Regions from separate parts of the Mus musculus genome. Here all the other regions are linked to region 2. The links are chromatin loops, found by intact Hi-C in ENCODE. Cell type or tissue: gastrocnemius. All regions are shown on one strand.

What was found. A loop is a pair of places that touch in the nucleus more often than their neighbours do. Peaks named below come from ENCODE experiments on the same cell type or tissue, not always from the same donor. Only the 100,000 strongest peaks of a DNase experiment are listed, where the experiment ranks them.
Region 1: a loop joins it to region 2, with 2.7 times the contacts of the local background. A loop is called at or near these places in 5 of 42 quality-filtered maps.
Region 3: it touches region 2 in a loop (2.4-fold over the local background); 9 of 42 quality-filtered maps call a loop at or near these places.
Region 4: a loop joins it to region 2, with 2.0 times the contacts of the local background. A loop is called at or near these places in 21 of 42 quality-filtered maps.
Region 5: it touches region 2 in a loop (2.9-fold over the local background); 12 of 42 quality-filtered maps call a loop at or near these places.

What each region holds. Positions count from the first base shown.
Region 1 is chr7:6,280,525-6,284,524 of GRCm38, reverse strand. Epp13 (epididymal protein 13) reads right to left here. Exons shown (of 16, transcript NM_001177416.1): 16 at 2,664-3,057. The coding sequence ends at 3,030. Among named protein-coding and RNA genes, the nearest start is that of Zfp667, 4.1 kb to the left of the region's middle. In gastrocnemius, CTCF peaks have their summits at 866 and 1,596 (motif pointing right); DNase peaks (open chromatin) are centred at 826, 1,598 and 2,963; H3K4me3 peaks cover 1,381 bases; H3K27ac peaks cover 1,395 bases.
Region 2 is chr7:6,357,403-6,361,402 of GRCm38, reverse strand. No RefSeq gene overlaps it. Among named protein-coding and RNA genes, the nearest start is that of Zfp78, 3.9 kb to the left of the region's middle. In gastrocnemius, a CTCF peak has its summit at 2,024 (motif pointing left); no DNase peak of the experiment used is centred here.
Region 3 is chr7:6,694,485-6,698,484 of GRCm38, reverse strand. Zim1 (zinc finger, imprinted 1) reads left to right here and starts at 2,053. Exons shown (of 8, transcript NM_011769.4): 1 at 2,053-2,116; 2 at 2,713-2,835. In gastrocnemius, no CTCF peak of the experiment used is centred here; a DNase peak (open chromatin) is centred at 1,941; H3K4me3 peaks cover 1,449 bases; H3K27ac peaks cover 320 bases.
Region 4 is chr7:6,407,925-6,411,924 of GRCm38, reverse strand. No RefSeq gene overlaps it. Among named protein-coding and RNA genes, the nearest start is that of Smim17, 5.3 kb to the left of the region's middle. In gastrocnemius, no CTCF peak of the experiment used is centred here; a DNase peak (open chromatin) is centred at 1,670.
Region 5 is chr7:6,725,900-6,729,899 of GRCm38, reverse strand. Peg3 (paternally expressed 3) reads left to right here. Exons shown (of 9, transcript NM_008817.2): 2 at 3,326-3,410. Among named protein-coding and RNA genes, the nearest start is that of Peg3, 2.5 kb to the left of the region's middle. In gastrocnemius, CTCF peaks have their summits at 643 (motif pointing left) and 2,419; DNase peaks (open chromatin) are centred at 318, 1,261, 2,044 and 2,365; H3K4me3 peaks cover 2,799 bases; H3K27ac peaks cover 2,733 bases.

The sequences.
Region 1 (4,000 bases), 77 kb after region 2:
TTGGGGAAGGGGTTTGTTGAGAAGACCAGCCACGGAGTAAAGAGTAACAACACCATGAAAAAAAATTGCATGAAAAAAGGCCAAAAAGAAACTTAGAATTTAGGCTGATGAGATAGCTTAGTGAGTAAGAGCATGGACTGCTCTTCCAAAGCAAAGTCCAGCAACCACATGGTGGCTCACAACCACCCGTAATGAGATCTGATGCATTTTTCTGGTGTGTCTGAAGACAGCTACAGTGTACTTATTTATAATAAATAAATCTTTGGGCGAGAGCGAGCCGGAGTGAGCAGAAGTCCTAAATTCAATTCTCAACAACCAAATATAGGCTCACAACCATCTGTACAGCTACAGTGTGTACTCGTATACATAAAGTAATTAAAAAAAAACTTAGAACTTGTATACTAACATAAAAAAGAATTAAAATGAAGTGAAGAAAGAAAGAAGAAAAAGAAAAAGGAAGCGAACAAATAGGCCTCTCCACCAGTCGGAATCCTGCTCTCTCTAGAAGCAGTCTTTCTCCCCCTAACCTAACCAGCGGTCTAGCGTTTCTCTGTCTCCAAGGCTACAAATTGTAGGCTTGAAGTGGTGCAGAGACTTCTGGGTATTGTAGTGTCAAGGAAGCAGAGAGGTGGGAGGCGCGCTTGTCAATAAAACGGAGTTTGTTAGCAGAAACGTCTGAACCAAGGAATGGTTTGGAAGACTGAAAACGCCTTGCAGATATTCTTAGGGTGTTAGCATTGTGTTAGGAAAGAGGGAGGCGAAGAAAGGGCTAGGCGCGAGGGATTGTGGGAGTTGTAGTTTTGCATTCTGTGGCGATCTGGAGACGGAAATGACGAGACTGCCGCCTCGCGTCAGATGTGAGGACAGCAGACCCTGTGTTTAATCTGCTTTTCCCCCCCAAGCCAGAGTTCCAAGGTCAACTAAAAAGGCTGATTCCCACAAGGATTCTCATGACCTTCCTAAGAGCACCGGCGACGTGTGAGGATTGGAGTGTGGAGTGATTGGAGTGGGAGTGAGGGTATAGGACGGGGGGAGGGGGGCGGCATTTGTGCAACAATATGTATGTGCAAACCCTCACGTTGTGTCTGGCTGTCTGCTTTATAGTAAATCAACAGGAGCTGGAGAGATATCTCAGTGGTTAGAATACTGGCTGTTCTTCCAGAGATCCTGAGTTCAATTCCCAGCAACCACATGGTGGCTCACAACCATCTGCCCTCTTCTGGTGTGTCTAAAGACAGGTATAGTGTACTCATATACATAAAAAAAATAAATCTTTTAAAAAATAAAAAAGTAAGTGAGCAGAATGCAACAATATGGAGTACTCAGGTTTCTTTTCTCCTCCAAATTGGACAGGAAGTCCAAAATCCGACTCAGCTTGAGGCAAGCTGGGTCACTGCCCACTCTGATGAGCATTCTTGTTCCTCTGGTCTGAACTGTAACTTATTAGGAGCCAAGTTAGTGTGGTTGCCAAGGATAAAGCAGTGCATATAACCGGTATCTAGCCTTGAACCTTACTTTTTTTTTTTTTTTAAGATGTTTTTATTTTATATGTGTGATTTGCCTTCAGGAAGTATGCCATATGTATGCAGTACCAGCAGAGACCAGAAGAGGGTGGCAAGTCCCCTGTAACTGGAGTCACTGACAGTTGTGAGCTGTTGTCTTTTGCAAAAGGAGCCCTGTTCTTAACTGCTGAGCTATCCTCTTGTTTTTTGTTTTGAGACAAAATTTCATGTATTCCAGGTTGGCTTGAAACTCACTATATAGTCAACAATGGCTCTCAACTCCTGATTCTCCGTATCCACTGTTTAATAGAGGTGCAGGAATATGGGCCCATTTTCTCTGCCAATGAAAGTATTAAAAGACAGGAAATAATAGTGGTGGCACTTGCCTTTAGTCTCACCACTCAGGAGGCAGAGGCAGGTGGATCTCTGAGAGTTTAAGGGCAGCCTGGTCTACACAGTGAGGACAGCCAGGGTTACATAGGTAAACCCTGTCTTTAAAACAAACAAAAAAAAAAAAAAAGAAAAAAGAAAAAGGAGCTGAGCAGTGGTGGCGCATGCCTTTAATCCCAGCACTTGGGAGGCAGAGGCAGGCGGATTTCTGAGTTCGAGACCAGCCTGGTCTACAGAGTGAGTTCCAGGACAACAAATACACAGAGAAACTCTGTATCAAAAAACAAAACAAACAAACAAACAAACAAACAACAACAAAAACGAGAAAGGGGAGGAGGCAGGAAAAGGTGTTACCAGAAATTATGGGGAGTCCCAGCAGAGCCATCAAATGAGACTGGGGAAATCAGGGTTCGTCTTGGGGCTCTTATTCTCATTAATAACATAAGTTAACAAGGGTCACAAACAGACACTCAAGAGTAAAGAACTGACCCAGGCAGAAGGTGTAGGACCTACCAAAGCCATGCTACTGCAGTACAGGCGAGAAGCGTTGGAAAGAGAGGAAGGAAGCCCAGCACGTCAGGAAGCTTTAAAGCACACTTAGGTTTCACTCAACATCTGAAAGCAGAGAGAGACAGGGCTTTCTGTCTGCTCTTGGATTTTGTTTGAGGGTCAGCACGACAGCTTAGTGGTTAAAGATACTCACTGCTGAGCCAATGCCCTCAATACACACAGAATCACACAGAACTCACTGAATACGCACTGAATCAAAAATCAATCAAAAATCAAGGGTTTTTTTATTTGAAAATTATAAATGATTCTTAGCGCCCCTCCACCCTGTGTCATTTGCTGTTCTGTGAATGTAAGAAACAAGCATTTAGCAATTAATTAGTGCACAATAAAGAAAGGTTGAAAATGGCCCAGAAGAGAAGGTGTTGGGGAAAGCCTTACAAAGGCTCACTCGGCTGCTCTACTGGCTATTGTCACAGGGCACGGTCCCCAGACGGCTTCCTGCTGAGCCTCTGGACACACTCATACTCTGCTAGTTGATAAGCCAGAGTTCGAAGAGCTTCCTTGGGAAGTGAAATGCTCTGGAGACGGAGGGCTTGTGAGGGTTGAGCAAAACAGAGCAGAGCGGCTTCACTGGAAGGAACAGCAGGGGTCGTCTCTACGGAAGAGGAGAAAGTAGGGCAGTCACAGTTGGACACTTATTTAGGTCTTCATATGTTCTCAGACCCCATAGGACTTTACTCGAGACCCCTGAGCCTGCCTGCGCTTCTCACCTACGTCCGGGGCCTGGCTCCTCCCACTTTGTTCGCCCCCCCCCCCCCAACAAACTGTTCCACCTGCTGATACCACTTCACTCAGACCTCTGTGCAACCAGGGGATCAAGTCTGGAGCAAAAATGAGATCGAGGTGTGTCCAAACCCGAGAAATCTCGTCTTGAGACTGGCAGGAGTAGCGCCTGCTCGTCCTAGCTCACGCAGCCTGTACAGCCCCTACCTCTGCCACCCTTGAAATGGTCATGCAGCCTGACAGCCATGTTACAGGTTAAACTTTCTCCATCCTTAAGGTAAGTCCAGCAAGCATAATTTTGCATAATTCCGCCGGGCAGTGGTGGCGCACAGAGATCTGCCTATGTCTGCCTCCCAAGTGCTGGGACTAAAGGCATGTACCATCAGCACCCGAATTTTTAAAAATATTTTTAAAGATTTACTTTTATTTTACGTGTGTATTTGTCCACATGTATGTATGTATGTGCACCACATACATGCAGTGTCTGTGGAAGCCAGAAGGGAGTGTCAGATCTCCTGGTACTGATGGTGGTGAGCCACTCTGTGAGTGCTGGCGACCAAACCTGAACCCTCTGCAAGAGCAGCAAGTGCTTGTGCCTACTGATCTATCTCTCCAGCCCCTAATTTATTTTTAATTATGCATGTGTGTGTACGTGTGTGTGTGTGTGTGTGTGTGTGTGTGTGTGTGTGTGTGTGTATGTGTGTAGGTGTGTCCATGTGAATGCAGGTGCCCTTGCAGGTCAGAACAGGGCACCTGGTCTCCTGTGGCTAGAGTTACAGGTTGTACAAGTCCTATAATGTGGGTGCTGATAATTT
Region 2 (4,000 bases):
CATAAAAGATATCTGCTAGTTGTCATCAATTCAGTTTTGACAGTACCTGGAATTGAAGGCTTGGCCCTACAAAACTCCCCACTGTTTGAGATGGAACTCCCAAACTTCAGTTGTTTTACCTGTGTTTCTGACTCTAAGCTGAAGTTTCTACCACCTGTGCTTCTTGAGTTCTATTCATTTGCTAGCGTGAAAGATATCAGGAAAACACAGGATTCTCTTGTTGTTGTTGTTGTTGTTGTTGTTGTTTATAGGAGACTTTAAAGGACACAAATGAACAAGTTGAAGACAAAGTGCAGAAGTAAGTAAGAATTGGAGTTTCTCTCCCCACAGGGTTGAAGTGTGTCACTCCCCTAGCACATGGCTGTATTCTTCTTGGTCTTTCTGAAAGCCTTGCATTGCTTGGAGGCAGAGGCAGGGACTGGGGGCGGGGCGGGGCGGGGCGGGGCGGGGCGGGGCGGGCCAAGCTGAGGCTTTATTAGGTAGGTATGATTGGTTAAGTCATGGGCTACTGTTAATCAATGTTACCTTTATCCACCCCATGCCTCCATACACACACCCTCGCCTCCCTCCCCCCACACACACACTCCAAAGATAAAACTGTGAGTTACAGCTGTCTTAGCACTTGGGTGGCTCCCCTGCAGTCATGTAAAGTACCTTACCACAGTGGTTCTCAGCCTTCCTAATGCTGCAACCCTTTAATACATTTCCTCCTGTGGTGATGACCCCCACCTATAAAATTATTTCCATTGCTACTTCATAACTGTGATTTTGCTACTATTATAAATTGTAATGTAAGTTTCTGATATGCAGGATGTCTGATATGCAACCCCTGTGGAAGGGTGGGCTGACCCCCCCTAAAGAGTTCTCAACTCCCCCATTGAGGAAAACCCTCCTTAACGAACCATGTTGAGTGTAGCTGCTGATTCCTGCTACCTCAGCACTCAGCTGAGGCAGGAGAATTGCCACAAATTCAAAACCAGCCTTGGTTTCATAGTGAGTTCCAGGCCAGCCTCAGCTAGAATGAAATCCTCTTTCAAAAAACACTTTTAGCTTCCAGAAACTGGAGGTGTAGAAGTAAAGAAAACATAAATTTGCAAAACAAAACATGTAATGACTTCATCAACAGAAACTCATTTGTGACTGAAATGGCCTTATAAATAACAAAAGGCTATTTTTCCACTCATGGAAATAATGAAAAAAAATAGATGGGTGGTAGCAGAGTGAAGAATATATGGTAGATGAATAGACAAATAGACATGAGTTACTGATAGATGGAGAGGCAGATGGTAGGTGGATAGGTATGGATATAGAGAGAGATAGATGGATACAGGCCTCCTTGTTGGTCTCACTATCTAGACACCTGTTCTGACTTTCTGTACTTTTTTGTGTTCCTAGACAGAGAACAACATGGTCTAATCCTGCAACTGAGGTAAAGGGTAGATGTATTGTAAGGGTCCATGACTTGCAAAGACCCAAATAGAATGCAATGTCAAAGAGTGTTTATTCTGCAGAAATCCTGCATGCATGGATCCAGCATACATCGAGATGGAATGCAGGTGTGGACTTTGCAGAGTCAGTTTAAAGCCTGTTAGGGTAGGCCTGGCTCTGGCTAACTCCGTCTTTTCAGTATTAAGCTCCTTGGGTTGCTGTTTCTACAGTGGGGGTGAGGATGCCAGAATTCAGCTGACACACGAAAACCATGTTGTAGGGGAAGAAGGTAAATTGCACTGGGTTCAATGTCTTATTGAAGTTGCAGAGGCAGCTCAGTGCTAAATCCTGAAACTGGGAAGGCCTTGGATTGGATAAAGGGGGAAAAATATCAGGGATGGTGCTTACCTGAAATTCCAGCCTTAGCTACATAGTGAGAGTCTGTCTCAACCAAAAAAAAATTACTATATTCCTGTACACAAAGGATCAGAAGATATGGACTCAATCTGGAGTTGACACAAGGAGAGAGGAAAGGGTGTTTAATAACCTTTAAAAGCACCAAGGTATGAAAGGATGTTTCACGGTACTCTAGTGCCACCTGCTGGTAAGAGTGTTCAACTACACCTTTATTTTATTTATTCATTTATTCATTCATTATTTATGTTTAAAGGCTTATTTATTTATTTATTTATTTATTTATTTATTTATTTATTTATTTATTTATGTGAGTGCACTGTAGCTGTACAGATGGTCGTGAGCCTTCGTGTGGTTGTTGGGAATTGAATTTCGGATACCTCTGCTCGCTCCATTCAACCCCACTCTGCCCCACTAGGCCCTGCTCGGTCCCTCTCCCTTCGGTCCACTCCGTTCCCTCAGTCCCTGCTCGCTCTGACCCAAAGATTATTTATTATTATAAGTACACTGTAGCTGACTTCAGACCCACCCCAAAAGGGTTTCAGATCTCATTACGGGTGGTTTTGAGTCACCATGTGGTAGCTGGGATTTGAACTCAGGATCTTTGGAAGAGCAGTCAGTGTTCTTACCCGCTTGCCAGCCCCCATTTTATTTTATTTTATTTTATTTTATTTTATTTTGGTGGAATATTGTTACCCGGAAGTTCTAGGCCACGGTGCTGCTCTTGGGTTACACACTACCACACTCAGCCAATCTGTTTTCAAAACATGGGATAGTTTGGGTCCTACTACTAAGATGTTGCTCTCTTAAGGGTGTTGGATCCCCTGGAACTGGAGTTAAATTCTGACCTGCCATGTGGTTGCTGGGAATTGAACCAGGGTCCTCTGAAAGAGCAGCCAGTGCTCTTCACCACTGATTCATCAATCCAGCCAGAGATGTTGCTCTGTTAAGCCAAAATTTTCTCACATGCTTCCCCCAGCTAGACATTCACTTCTGGGACAAGTTACCCCAGACTCAATGCCTTGAAAAGAAGGGGCTCCTTAAGCCACTAATAATAGTGTATTTGTGTACTCAGTAGGCCTGGCTTCCAGACCAATCCTAATTCTACTGGAAAGGATGGTGGGAAATATCCTTTTTGTGGACTCCTAAAAGGCCACCGGTTCAATGCAGTTTCTAGCCAGAAGTCTCCCTAAGTACTGAGTCCAATTCGGTGATATTCTAACTAACAGCTGGTGGCAGCTGGAGAGTGGCTGCTGTCCAGACCCAGCAACAGTTCTCAAGCTTGGCTGCAGTGAATGATGATGCATGATCCAGGTATCTACTGTGAGATCTCCACCCTGGAGACATTCCTGTGGATGTAACTCCCCAGTCCTCACCAAAACATGGATGGGTAAGATGCTCAGCAGAATTTTTTTTTTTAAGCAATGTAAATATTCAGCAACAGAGAAATGGAGGCAACCATTGCTGGTTCTTACAAAGCAGTTACACTGAGGTAACAGCAAACATCAGCTGGTGTGTCAACATATAAAATCCTTCTCACTCCTAGCAATGGGGAACATGGGGCTGAGCTAGCCATCTTCTGTAACCAGGCAAGGTTGGTTGGGACTAGAACACCAATTCAACCACAAAACCTTCAACCTACGATCTGCCCTGCCTGCGGACTGTTCTAAGACTAGCAAAACTGCATCAAAGAGACCAGCGAGACTCTATCCAGCAAATGACGGGAACAGAGGCAGAGTCCTCCAGCCAAACCTTAGAAGGAGCTTGGGAGTCATGTGGAGAAAGAGGAAGGGAAACCAGAGGGGTTAGCGACACAAGAACACAAGGCACGAAGTCATGGACTTGTGGGTCTCTTGGAAATCAGCGAGTCTGTAGGATCTGACCTAGGGTCTGCATATGTTATGGCTGAGCAGAACTCCTTACAGTGTCAGCAGGGCCTGTCTCCGTTTTCATGCTTATAGGAAGGACCCTTCACCTCCTTCTGAGTTGCCTCATCCAGCCTTGATGTGCTGGCATGTGCCTGGTCTTATTGTAGTTTGTTATGCCCCGTTTGGTTGATGTCCCTGGGAGGCCTGCTCTTTTTGGAAGGGAGGCAGGGGTGAGGTTGGGAGTCTGGGGGAGAGGAGAGATGGGAGGAAGATACTGAAGGGAGGGGAGA
Region 3 (4,000 bases), 340 kb before region 2:
CAGTTACTCTGACCAAAGGAACTTAAAGGAGAAAGAGTTTATTTTATCTCAGAATTCAAGTATGTGGGAGCATCATAGGAGCATGGGGGTGGGAATCCAAAGCAGCAGGAGCCTGAAGCAGCTGGCCATATCACTGCCATGACGATGAGGATACAGAGAGTGCTGAATGCATGCAGTCCACTCTCTCCCTGACCTGAGAATGGTTCCACCCACAGTTATGATGGGTCTTACCTCCGATAACATAATCAAGATAATCACCCCACCCAGACAGGCTGCCCATCTTCCCAGTGATTCTAGATATTGCCAAGTTGACAACACTAACCATCTGAATGAGGGTGAGAGATTACTTTCTGTTTGTTTGTTTAGTGTGTGTGTGTGTATATGTGTCCTTGTGGAGGTCAGAGAACAATTTGTGGAACTCTTTTCTCTCCTTCCACAGCTGTGGGTCCTCAGATTGACCCCGTAGGGTTTCTGTGAAGAGACACCATGACCATGGCAAGTCTTATAAAGGAAAACATTTAGTTGGGGCTGGCTGACAGTTCAGAGGTTTAGTCTGTTGTCATTACGGTGGGACCCAAGGCATAGTGCTGAGAGGTACCTGAGAGTTCTACATCTGGATCTGCAGACAGCAAGAAGAGACTATGAGCCACTAGTCCTGGCTTGAGTTTCTGAAACCTCAAAGCCTGGCTGGAATGATGCTGTTCCTCCAACAAGGTCACACCTGCTCCAGTGATGCCACACCTTCTAAGATTCACTTCCTGTGAATCTATCGGGGCCATTTTCATTCAAACCTCCACACCAAGAGAATCAGTGAACAACCCGTTGACACTTAGGAGTCAGTGCTACCCACTTCATTCTGTTGGCTAAAGCAAACTTCCTGGAATAAGGAAGTTTGTATTCCACCTTCAGGAGAGAAATTGCATACCCTACAACAGAGGGTGTGAATATTACGAAGCATTAATGATGTATCTGCAGGGATAGTGGGCACATTTTTCTCCCCCTGACATACCTATAATCCTCAACACCCTATAATCCCTGTACAACAGTGGGAAGCTTAGCCCAGATCAGCGGTGAAGGGGATACCACTTGTAGAAGCCGAGGAGTCTTTCTACTAGCTGAGAAATACTCCCTGTACTGGCTAGTTTTGTGTCAACTTGACACAGCTGGAGTTATCACAGAGAAAGGAGCTTTAGTTGAGGAAATGCCTCCATGAGATCCAACTGTAAGGCTTTTTCTGAATTAGTGATCAAGGGAGAAAGGCCCCTTGTGGGTGGGACCATCTCTGGGCTGGTAGTCTTGGTTCTATAAGAGAGCAGCTGAGCAAGCCAGGGGAAGCAAGCCAGTTAAGAACATCCCTCCATGGCCTCTGCATCAGCTCCTGCTCCCTGACCTGCTTGAGTTCCAGTCCTGACTTCTTCAGTGATGAACAGCAATGTGGAAATGTAAGGTGAATAAACCCTTTCCTCCTCAACTGCTTCTTGGTCATGATGTTTGTGCAGGAATAGAAACCCTGACTAAGACGCTCCCCAAGTCTACGCTGTGACTTTAATGGTAAAGTAGGTCTAGAAGCAAAGAAGTGAAAACAGAAGAGTGCTGGTGACTCCGTCCAGTAATCCCAGCTCAGGGCAAGGGGATCCTGAGGTTGAGGTCTACATAGTGAAACCCTGTCCCAAACCAAACCAAACCACTCTACCTCAGCGTGTCATCACATAATCTTAAAAATCTTTCCCTTTTCTACCATCGGCCTCTATCAATTTAGAAATTTTACTACCGAAGGAAATTTTTCCACCAGGAGACGCAATTTCTCTATAGTACTAGAAGTGGAGCCACAGAAGGGCAGAGCGTCTGAGGAACGCTTATAGCGAGCGCATCTTGCTGGGGACTACATTTCCCACAGGTCCCAGCGCGCTGTGCCGGGTGCTGGGCGCTCCATAGCCTGGAGCCTCAGGCTGGACGGCGTGAGACCTTCTGGGACATGTAGTCCTGTGGGCGGTGCCCTAGAGCTGGGGACTTGGGTTTTGAAAGTCATCCCGCGGCATTCCACTCCGGGTGGCCGCAGGCTGCGGTGCCTGGAGGCGAGTGCGGACGGACGGATAACCAAGCGCGAGGACGAGAGGCAAGAACACGGGAGAGGACTGAGAGGGCAGGGTGTCTGCATGCTGGGTGGGTCCCCACCCTATCACAGCTCTGTAGAGGACAGTGGTCTGGGTAGGGGGTGTGCGAGGGAATAGTGTGGCACAGCTCTTAGACATACTTCTGCTACGTTATGGAGATTTGTGTAACTCCTATTTGGAGGGTTTGGTCCCTGCAATGTGTCAGCTTTCTTCCACAACTTTACGTTTATGGGTGGCTTAGTTTGTCTCGCCTGTGTGGTTGTAGTTGGTCCTAGCTGGGTTGTTTGAACACTGTAGACTCGAATTCTCTTCTTATGTGGGTGTGCGTGAGCTTGTGTTCTACTTTGTAACTGTATCTGTTTTTGTATACGGATGAGCTGTAGTTGTGAGTTTTGCCCAACTGCCTGACTGTGCTGATGTGGTCAAGTGTGATTATATGATCTTGTATTTGTGTGTTGGGAAATGTGTCTGTATTTGAGCCCGACTATGTGTCTCATTCTGTGGATCTACTAATATAGATTTTATGTAATAACACTGTGAGTGTGAATTTTTAAATTTAATTAATTAATTAATTTTGTGTGTTTGTATGTGTGTGTAGGTCTTTGGACAACTCACAACAGCCTGTTTTTTCCTACTATGTGGGTCCCAGCGATGGAACTCGAGTTATAAGGCTTGGCAGCAATCGCCTTTACCAGCTGAACCAGCTAGCTGGTCCCAGATTGTGAGTTCATAGTATGCCTGGCAGAGGGAGGTTGTGCAGATTTTAGGTTGTATTTGTATCTGTGGTATGGCGGGGAATGTGTTGGGATGGTTGAAGGAGTTGGGGCTCAATTCAACTGTGGATTTACATGGCCTGGGTTTGTATATAGTTCGTGAATTGCATCTTACTGATTTGTATGCAATTGATTCTATTCCATTGGGTTGTTTATGTGTATTTGAGTATTCATATGTGTTTGCTTATATGTAAGTAAGGGTGATAGTTTGTGCATATAGCATCTCGTCTAGGTGATCAATGAGTTTGGTCACTAACACATTGGTATGCTCTCTGGATAGCTATTAGCTAAACTTGTGGATATCCAAGGCAAGGTTGCAGCCAGGCCAGGCATTTCTCCCCTACCTAGTGGCCGGTGAGCAGTATGAAACCCTGGATAATTTCGACCCAAGCCCAGAAGACAGCCCCGAAGTCCCATTCAGGCAAATGTCCTGTTCTAGGACTGAGGTGTCGGGGTGGCTACTGTGCTGTGGAAGGGACCAAATAGAGGTGTCTTTGCTTTTTTTCTAGAATGTACCTGCTGGCTTTGGGGAACAGGGCAGACTATAGAGCCTGGTGAAGGGTAAGCAGGGATCCAGACTGGGAATTGAGTTTCTGAGCCACAGAGCAACCGAGTCTCTGGACGTCTTTAGACAGCAGTAGGAGAGGAGAGAAGATAAGAAATGGGGGAAACTAGAGTTGGCTCAGAGGAGGGCGTTGTGGTGTATTCTTCAGGACACAGAGCCAGGCATTACAAAGTAGGATCTAGAAGCCCTGGTGACATATTAGTCTAATGGACCAGGAGGAAATGATCCCAGACTTTAGACATATAAGCTGGGAGTCAGAGGAACCAGTTAGTCACTTGATTTGATGGACCTTAAAGGGATGATTTTAGAGAGACTCCAAGGGGGTTAGGCTATATAGGGAACAATGGGGGGGGGTTCAGAAGGTCTCTGGGGCTCCACACAGGGCATGTATGAAGGTTTCTGGATGAGAAGGGTGCTTTGAAAAGGCTTTGAACATCTGTAGCAAGGAAGTATGCATTAGTGGCCCAGTCGTGAGTGAGGGCAGGAAGCATCACTTTCATGGAGGTGAGTACTGCTGGACCCCAAGTGAGCCTGAGGTCAGCCTTAGA
Region 4 (4,000 bases), 51 kb before region 2:
AAATCGCAACAAAATCCCCAAACCTTGGGCTATGACTTGACCAAGTTATGAGTCTTGTAAGCAACTTGTTGGGGTTCCATGATTAACTGACAAAAGACTGATCAATGTAAGGCTAGGGTTTCATTCAATCACTCATTTAAAACATTCGTTCAGCAAATATTTATTAGACAATTGATATGTGGTATATATTCTTGATGATCAAGACAATGAGTGTCTGTGGCCCAAAAATGTATGTCCTTTAAATACATATAACATTTACTTAATGAATGTGTGCATGTACATGTATGTACGAAATGGTATGCATGTGAAAGTCAGAGGGCAACTTGCTGAAGTTGATTCTCTCCTCCCACCATGTGGGTCCCAGCGACTGAACTCAGGGCACCAAACTTGGCAGCAATAACCTTTACCGACTGACAATATGGGCTAGAAGGGTACATTCTAATGATGAAAGGACACAAGAGACACACAACGCAATAAAATGTAACTCATACTAATATGAAATGGGTCAGTGTGGTAGCGACTCTAAGGGTCTGTCTACCTACTTACCTACATATCTATCATCTTTTTCTCAGGATGGGTGGGGGTACTGGAGATGGGAACTAGGGCCTCATGTATGATAGGCAAGTATTCTTCCACTGAGCTGCCAGAGCCCAGAGAAGACCTAAGTGGCATTTGAACTGAGACCTAAAAGATGGGAAGGAGCTAGTTAAATAAGAATCCATGGCAGAATGAAATCAATAAAGCTACAAAGGGATAAAGAGAACAATATTGAAAGAGAGGCTAGACAAGGGACAGAAGTGAGATATAAGTTCTGAAAGGCATCCAGGGACTTGAAAGCACAGGAGGGCCATTAGGTTTGACTGCGGGCTGCTTCGGAAACATTAGCAGAGAACTGAGGAGTGTTGAGGTGGACTCTAATTTACATTAGCAAAGTGTGCCCAAAATCTCTGTGTGGGGAATGCAGCAGAAGGCAGCATGATGGAAAGATTGTGTAAGAGGCTCCTGTAGTGACAGGTGTGAGAGGAAATGGTGGCCTGAAGTGCAGTGGTCATTAGATGACAAATGTGGATATAGTTGGGATTCACCATCCTGGTGGAGCTGAGAAGGCTGATAAGCAGATAGCTTTGAAGTATAAAAGCAAGGAATGGATCTAGGAAGAGCTGGGCTATGAGCCTATGCAACTGAGTGCCATGCAGTGTACTGTATCAGTTTTTTGTTTCTTTGTTCTGTTTGCCGTGAAAACCCAGACCTGTGCTTCTGTGTGGGTGAGGTCCAAGACATCCTTGAAGGCAACAAATATCTCCAAGCAGAAACTCTACGACTAGGAGGTTGGAAAAGTAGGCTTAGGATGCTCCTCAAAAACAAGCAAACAAACAAACAAAAGAGTCTGTCATTTGATCTCTGATGCTGGAAGTCCCCTTGAGCAGCCTACTGTGCTAAGCTGGTGTAACATGCGCTGTCTGCCCTGCTGAACTATTTGCAGGTGAACTGTCCCTGGTTCTAACCGGTTTGGGGGTGGAAGGGAAGAGCCAGCCTCTCACTCAACCATCTCAGAAACGGCTTTCCTTCAGTGTTGAACAGTCAGAGCGAAACAGCTTTGGGCAGTGTCCACGGTTCTGAAACCAAAAGGCACGCTGTCCTTGGTGCTGAACCACGGTCCATAACAGGACACCAGACAACGGCTACGCTATCCGTGGTACTGAACCACAGAGCAGTGCACGTGGACTAAAACGGTTGCGGCTGTGCGCTGTCCGCGGTTCTGATTCACGGCGTCATGAATTACCCCTAACCTCAGACCAGTTACTACATGACCTGATATTGGTGCTGTTTTCATGCAGTCTAACAGAGAGACTTCCTTACCCTCCAATACAGACACCTCAAGTAACAACCTGCTTAGGAAAAAGTCCCTGCTGTTTCTTGGAGACACAGCTCTCTGGGGACTGTGGAGAGCGCAGCTTTAGTTTTCAGTGGAGTAAGGCCAGATGACTCCCTCAAGTACACTCCACCTTCATATATAAAGGTCTCTACCTTTATATATATATATATATATATATATATATATATATATATATATATATATATATATATATATATATACATATTTAAATTTTATTACACTCTCTGTAAATTTTATTAACAGGGTTTCTAAAACATTCTTAGAAGGCATGCAGAAAAGAAAACAGAGGGAACAATCTTCGCCAGGTTCAGGCTGTTGATTTTGAGTATAGCAAAGTGTGCCCCTGAGTTCTTAGGATATTTTAATGTTGTAGGGTGGGGTAATAAGAAAGGTGTAGTTTCTGGGAACTAAGGAAGTATCCCAATAAATAAAAACACCTGCTGTGACAGTGTGGGCACTGTTATTCAGATTCCCAGCACCCATGCAAATGCCACGTATGGCAGCCTGCCTGCATCCCCACTGGTGTGGGAGGCAGAGACAAGGATACCCCAGAGCAAGCAGGCTAGCCAGACTAGCCAAAATGGTGATCTCTGGGTTCAGTGAGAGGCCCTGCCTTGATATATGAAGGTAAAGAGTACTTGAGGAAGACATCTGATATCAACTTTGGTCTTCCACATACATGTGCACCTTCACATATACATGCACCCATGCACAGTCAAATATGCATACACACAACACACACCTACATATTCAAAACAGAGGGGTGTGATTGTTGATTTATAGAGGCATATTATTACTACACACTACTTTGAACATTTGAGAAGATGAACCTTGAGTGGCATTTTCTTTTTTTAAGATTTATTTATTTATTTATTTATTTATTTATTTAACACATTTGAGTACACTGTAGCTGTCTTCAGACAGGCCATAACAGAGCATTGGATACCTTTATTAATGATTGTGAGCCACCATGTACTTGCTGGGAATTGAACTCAGAACCTCTAGAAGAACATCCAGGCTCTTAACCGCTGAGCCATTTCTCCAGCACAAGTAGTATTTTCTTAATGATAAAAATTTTTGCAATTTAAGAATGCTTCAGGTATCTGTACTTTAGAATGTAACCCAAACTATCTTGCAAAGTACCTTTGTTATCTTTTGTATCCCCTTAAGAGACTGTCTGTCCGAATTAGTCTTGTGTTATGTGTGCTTTGAATTGTGCAGGCTCTTTTAAGAAAGTCACTGGAATAAAATCTATCCCCTCCCTGAAAACATACATGAATGAATGCATGCATGCATGCACACGCGCACACACACACACACACACACACACACAAATACCTTAACAATTTGGTCACCAGGAATGTCCCCAGGGAGAGGTACAACAGCAAAGATATGAGGAACCTGTGTCCTAAAATGGCCCCACAGATCAGAACCCACTTGTAGTGCAGCATTAGTGTTTTAAACTTATTTTTAACTTGTGGCAGTCAGAAGACAGCTTGAGGGAACCAGTTCTCTCCTTCCACTGCATGGGTCCCAGGATTAAATTCAAGTCATCAAGATTGGCAGCAGGTATTGGGCTATCTCACCTTGAAGGATTTTCTTCTCGTGTCTAACCCATCAATCAAACTGTTAAGTGTCTCTCATTATTCTCTCATTTCCAGAATGAGGAACTAGAAGGGCAAGAGGTCAAATAAAACTTGCTTGGAGCTACTCAATGGGGCTCAGCATCTTCTCCCTCTTGCTTCTTCTCCAACCACACTTCAAATTTGCACAGCTTGTCATAACATCTTCTGGATGGCAATAGGAGTTCCAATCATGATGAGTTTATAAACCCTACTTACCCAGACCTCCACACAGCTGACCCTGGTATCACTGCTTTCTGCAGAAGGAGCAAAGATGTAGATTCTCCTCCTACAAGCTTTTAATAATTGCAGCAGTTCTCAAAGTACTAGCATTGCTAGGGATGCTTATTAAAATATTACTCAGGGCTGGTGAGATGGCTCAGTGGGTAAGAGCACCCGACTGCTCTTCCGAAGGTCCAGAGTTCAAATCCCAGCAACCACATGGTGGCTCACAACCATCTGTAACAAGATCTGACTCCCT
Region 5 (4,000 bases), 370 kb before region 2:
CAGATGATGCAGAAGTCCTGTTACAAGACCACCACAGTGGACATCAGAGTGCCGTCTCTGAGCAACCTCTTCTGTGGTTTCATTTTCTTTGCTCAGCAAAGTCTAAGGGCTATGCGGTTAACCCGATCGCCAGGTCGTCTGGCTGGCAGGGTCTTCGCAATCTAGCCATCTACCGCTAAGCGCGGCACTGTTCTTGGGGGCGGGTCTTGTTTTGCCGCAGTGGCGGTGGGCGGGGCTGAGGGCAGCTTAGGGGCGGGACTAAAGCAGAAGCTGTGAGATACTTTTCGGCTCCACCCAGTTGGCGCCATCTTGGAGGGTGGAGACAGGTTTGCTGCACAGGCTTATCCTGATTGGCTGCCTATGGTGGGGGCGGGGCCATGGCGGACTCAGCAGGCCCAGCCCGCTTGGCGCCATCTTGAAATGACCGCGGATTTGCCGCGCAGGCGCCGCTTTAGCATCAGATAAAGAGACTAAAAGGCCGAAGTGGCTTGAGTCTATGGGGTGCTAGCTCCTCTGGCTCTTCCTTTGCTAGTTGGCAGTAAAGATGCACCCCAGTTGTCGGCTTATCTGACTGGCCGAGTGGCCTAGACCCTCACTCAGTCTTAGTTTGCCGCACGAATGCTGCCATCTCGCGGCCTTCCATTTAAAGGATGGAACGGCAGGCTCAAACAATCCATTTTTCTGTGGCTAGATTTTGGTTGCAGAGCCTCAAATTGACATCAAGTGACGGGTCTTTTGACCCTGGACTGTATCTGGCTCCATTTATGAGGAGCACTGTGGGGTTTATGAAGAGTTAAAAAGTGTCGCCCGGTTGTCTGGAGGGAGAGGCTATCGTCCTGAGTGACTGACAGACAACAGGACCTTGTTCACCTTTGCTGGTTATACCCGCGCCACAGACAGAAACTGTAATAGGTGCCATCATGAGTGACAGCCCAGATGGCTGCAGGAGGTGGGCTTTAGGGAGGGGTTATTATTCTGAATGACAAGGCCTCATAGCTCCGCCCATCCTGGCGCCATCTTTCCTGGCCAAGGGCGGGGCTTCGATGCTCTGCAGGTATCTTGAATGACAGCTGGACGGGCATGCTGCATAGAGGCGGGCTATAAGGAGGGGCTTTATAATCCTGAGTCACCACAAAGCCCCACCTACCCTGACGCCATCTTTGCTGGCTGATGGTGAAGAAGGGAGTGGCAGGGCGGGGCTATGAAGAGTGGCTGCTGATATAGTGAGGCACAATCTTGAATGACAGCCCATCCGGCTTCAGGGGGTGGGCCTGAGGGTGGGGCTCAGGCCTTGATTGACGTGGCCACACAGCTTTATGGGCCTGTGAAGTTCTCAGCGGGTGTCATCTTGAGTGACAGCTGGATGTGTTTGCGGCAAGAGGCGGGTCAGGAGGAGGGGCTCTCTGGTCTTGAGTGCTCACAGAGCCCCGCCCAATTTGGCGCCATCTTTGCCAGCAATAGCTGGCCGCGCTAACCTTTATGGTGCAGACGCCATCTTGAATGACAGGCTGGCTGGGGGTGGGATCTGAGGGAGGAGCTTTCTTGTCATGATTGATTGGAAACCAGTTCCACCCACCTTGGCGTCATCTGTTTGCCATACATGGTGTGTCTGAAGTGATCACTGAAGGTGCCATTTTGATTGACAGCTGGACTGGCTGGCTGCAAGAGGCAGGCTAGAGAGAGGATTTATGGTCCTGAGTGCTAAGCTGTCTTGCAAGGGGCAAGCCCTAGGAAGGGGTTATTATCCTGACTGATGGTACAACTCACCCCTGTCTATCCTTAGCGTCACCACTGTTGGCCATGGGGAGGCGGTGTCTGAAGTAAGGGTGTCATCTTGAATGACTGCAGGACTGGCCGGCTGAAAGAAGCTAGCCAAAGGGGTGTGGTCTCTCTCATTCAGAATGAGCAGGGAGCTCTGCCCACCTGACGCCATCTTTGCTGACGTTTCTGGTGCAGTAGCCATCTTGAATGACAGCTTGTTTTGCTGCAGAAGGAGGGCCAGAGGGCGGAGCTCTGATCTGGACTACAGAACCCTGCCCACCTGGGCGCCATCTTTACTTGTCATGGTTGGGGGTTGTTGTCTAGTGTTTTTTTGCACTGCTGTCACCTTGAGTAATAGCTGGAGTGGCCACTAGAGGCAGGCAAGAGGGAAGGAAAGAATCTCTGGTCCAAGGGACGATACAGCCCTGTTCACCATGGCATTATTTTTTATGTCTCTGTCATTTATGGCGCATGAGCAATCTTGAATGACAGCTGGGTTGGCTGCAGGGGCAGGGCCGAGGGAGGAGCTCTTTCTGAGTGACTGGGCCACAGAAGTCCGCCGGCCCTGTCGCTATCTTTGTTGGTCACAAGGGGGCGTCTGGTATTCATTCCGCCAGTGTCATTTTGAATGACAAGTGGGCTTGCTGCAGGAGGCGGCCCGAAGGAGGGGCTCTCTGGTACTGACTGCAGTACCCTCCTCCCTCTGGCGCCATCTTTGTTGGCCACAAGGGGGCATCTGGTATTATCTGTGCAGGTGTCATCTTGAATGACAACAGGACCTCGCTTCAGGATTCGATTCCTGATTGAACTGGTCCTCCACCTTCATTGGCGCCATCTTTGTTGGCCACAAGGGGGTGTCTGAATTTTTCACTGTGGATGTGTCACCTGCAGGCAGCAGGTCTGAAGAAGAGGCTGGCTTTTTATTAGTGACAGTTACAGAGCCCTGTTTCATCTTGGTAGTGGGACCTTAGGTGTTTTATCTTAGGTACTGGCAGATGTCAGGGGCTACAGTGCCTCCATCTTACATCCACACATAGGTGACTGGAGCCAATATTTTCATACGGGGGCACCAGAAGGGACTCACCCAATTGCCCAGCTCAGAATCCTGGGAAAGGGGTGTGGTTATGTGAATCACTGGCAACACCCAGAAGATTGTTAAAGCCACTAGAAGGCTACTTTGACTATCAGAGTATTTTAAGTCTCTCCCTGGTCATTTGTTTCCCTCTAGTTTTCACCTGCAATATGTTTCCTTGCACTTATAGGATAGGTGATGTCATATGGTTAATTAATAACCAGTTGGGTTCTTGGGTTCATTACTTAATCCAGAATCCCCTGAAGTTACCAAGAGACCCCAGGAAGGTCTTCAGTGCTCTTCATATAATTAGAGTCCAGGGTACATCATGTGTCTTGGGAATAATTGATTACCGAGGGCATTTTCTGGGTGGTATCCTGGACACATTTGATGTCTGCCTTTGTAGGGGGAAAAAAGTGGTTGCTTCCCACCCAAAGAACACTGTAATTGTGAAATAAATTGGGTGCTTCATGTTTTCTTTCTTCTCCATAGCCCTACCTTCTTGATCTTCTATCCTTTTTGGAGACAACTGGCAAGAGGAAGACTAGGTCCTCCAACAGCTAGGTGGCTGGTCCAGGTGAGTGATACACCTCAGAGTACCACACCCATCTTTGAAGTTTCCTCTTCTCTTCCTCACACTGACATTTTCGTGATGCACATATATGTTACACAACTACAAGAACACCATTTGTACTTTCTGAGAATATACATACCTGTCTGGTGGGTAATGAATTTGCTAGGATTTGTCCCCTTAGTCTTATTCCATCATTTCCAGTCTCCTATTTTTCCCCTGACACTCAGGTGCTCCTTCAGGCTTCCTGTTTGCCTTTTGTTGGGCAACTAAGAAGCAGGAGAAACTCTATTTACCTGCAACAACCTAGTATATGCTTTGTACCACATACCAGGGATACCATCTCAACTGAGAAAAGAAGTATTTTCATGGAGTATTATGGGAGAATTAAAATGTATAAAATACGATTGTATGGTTTATTTCCTTGAAAGTACACATTTGCATGGAGAAACTAACTTAATCTGGGAGAGACGCCTCCCTGAGGTACTTGGGAATCTTAAAGCTGAGCTCTGAAGGATTATAAATGGTATGTTTCATGGGGAGAATAAATTGGTCAGAGGGCTCAAAGATGTTCCTGAGGGATGCGGAGAGTGAAG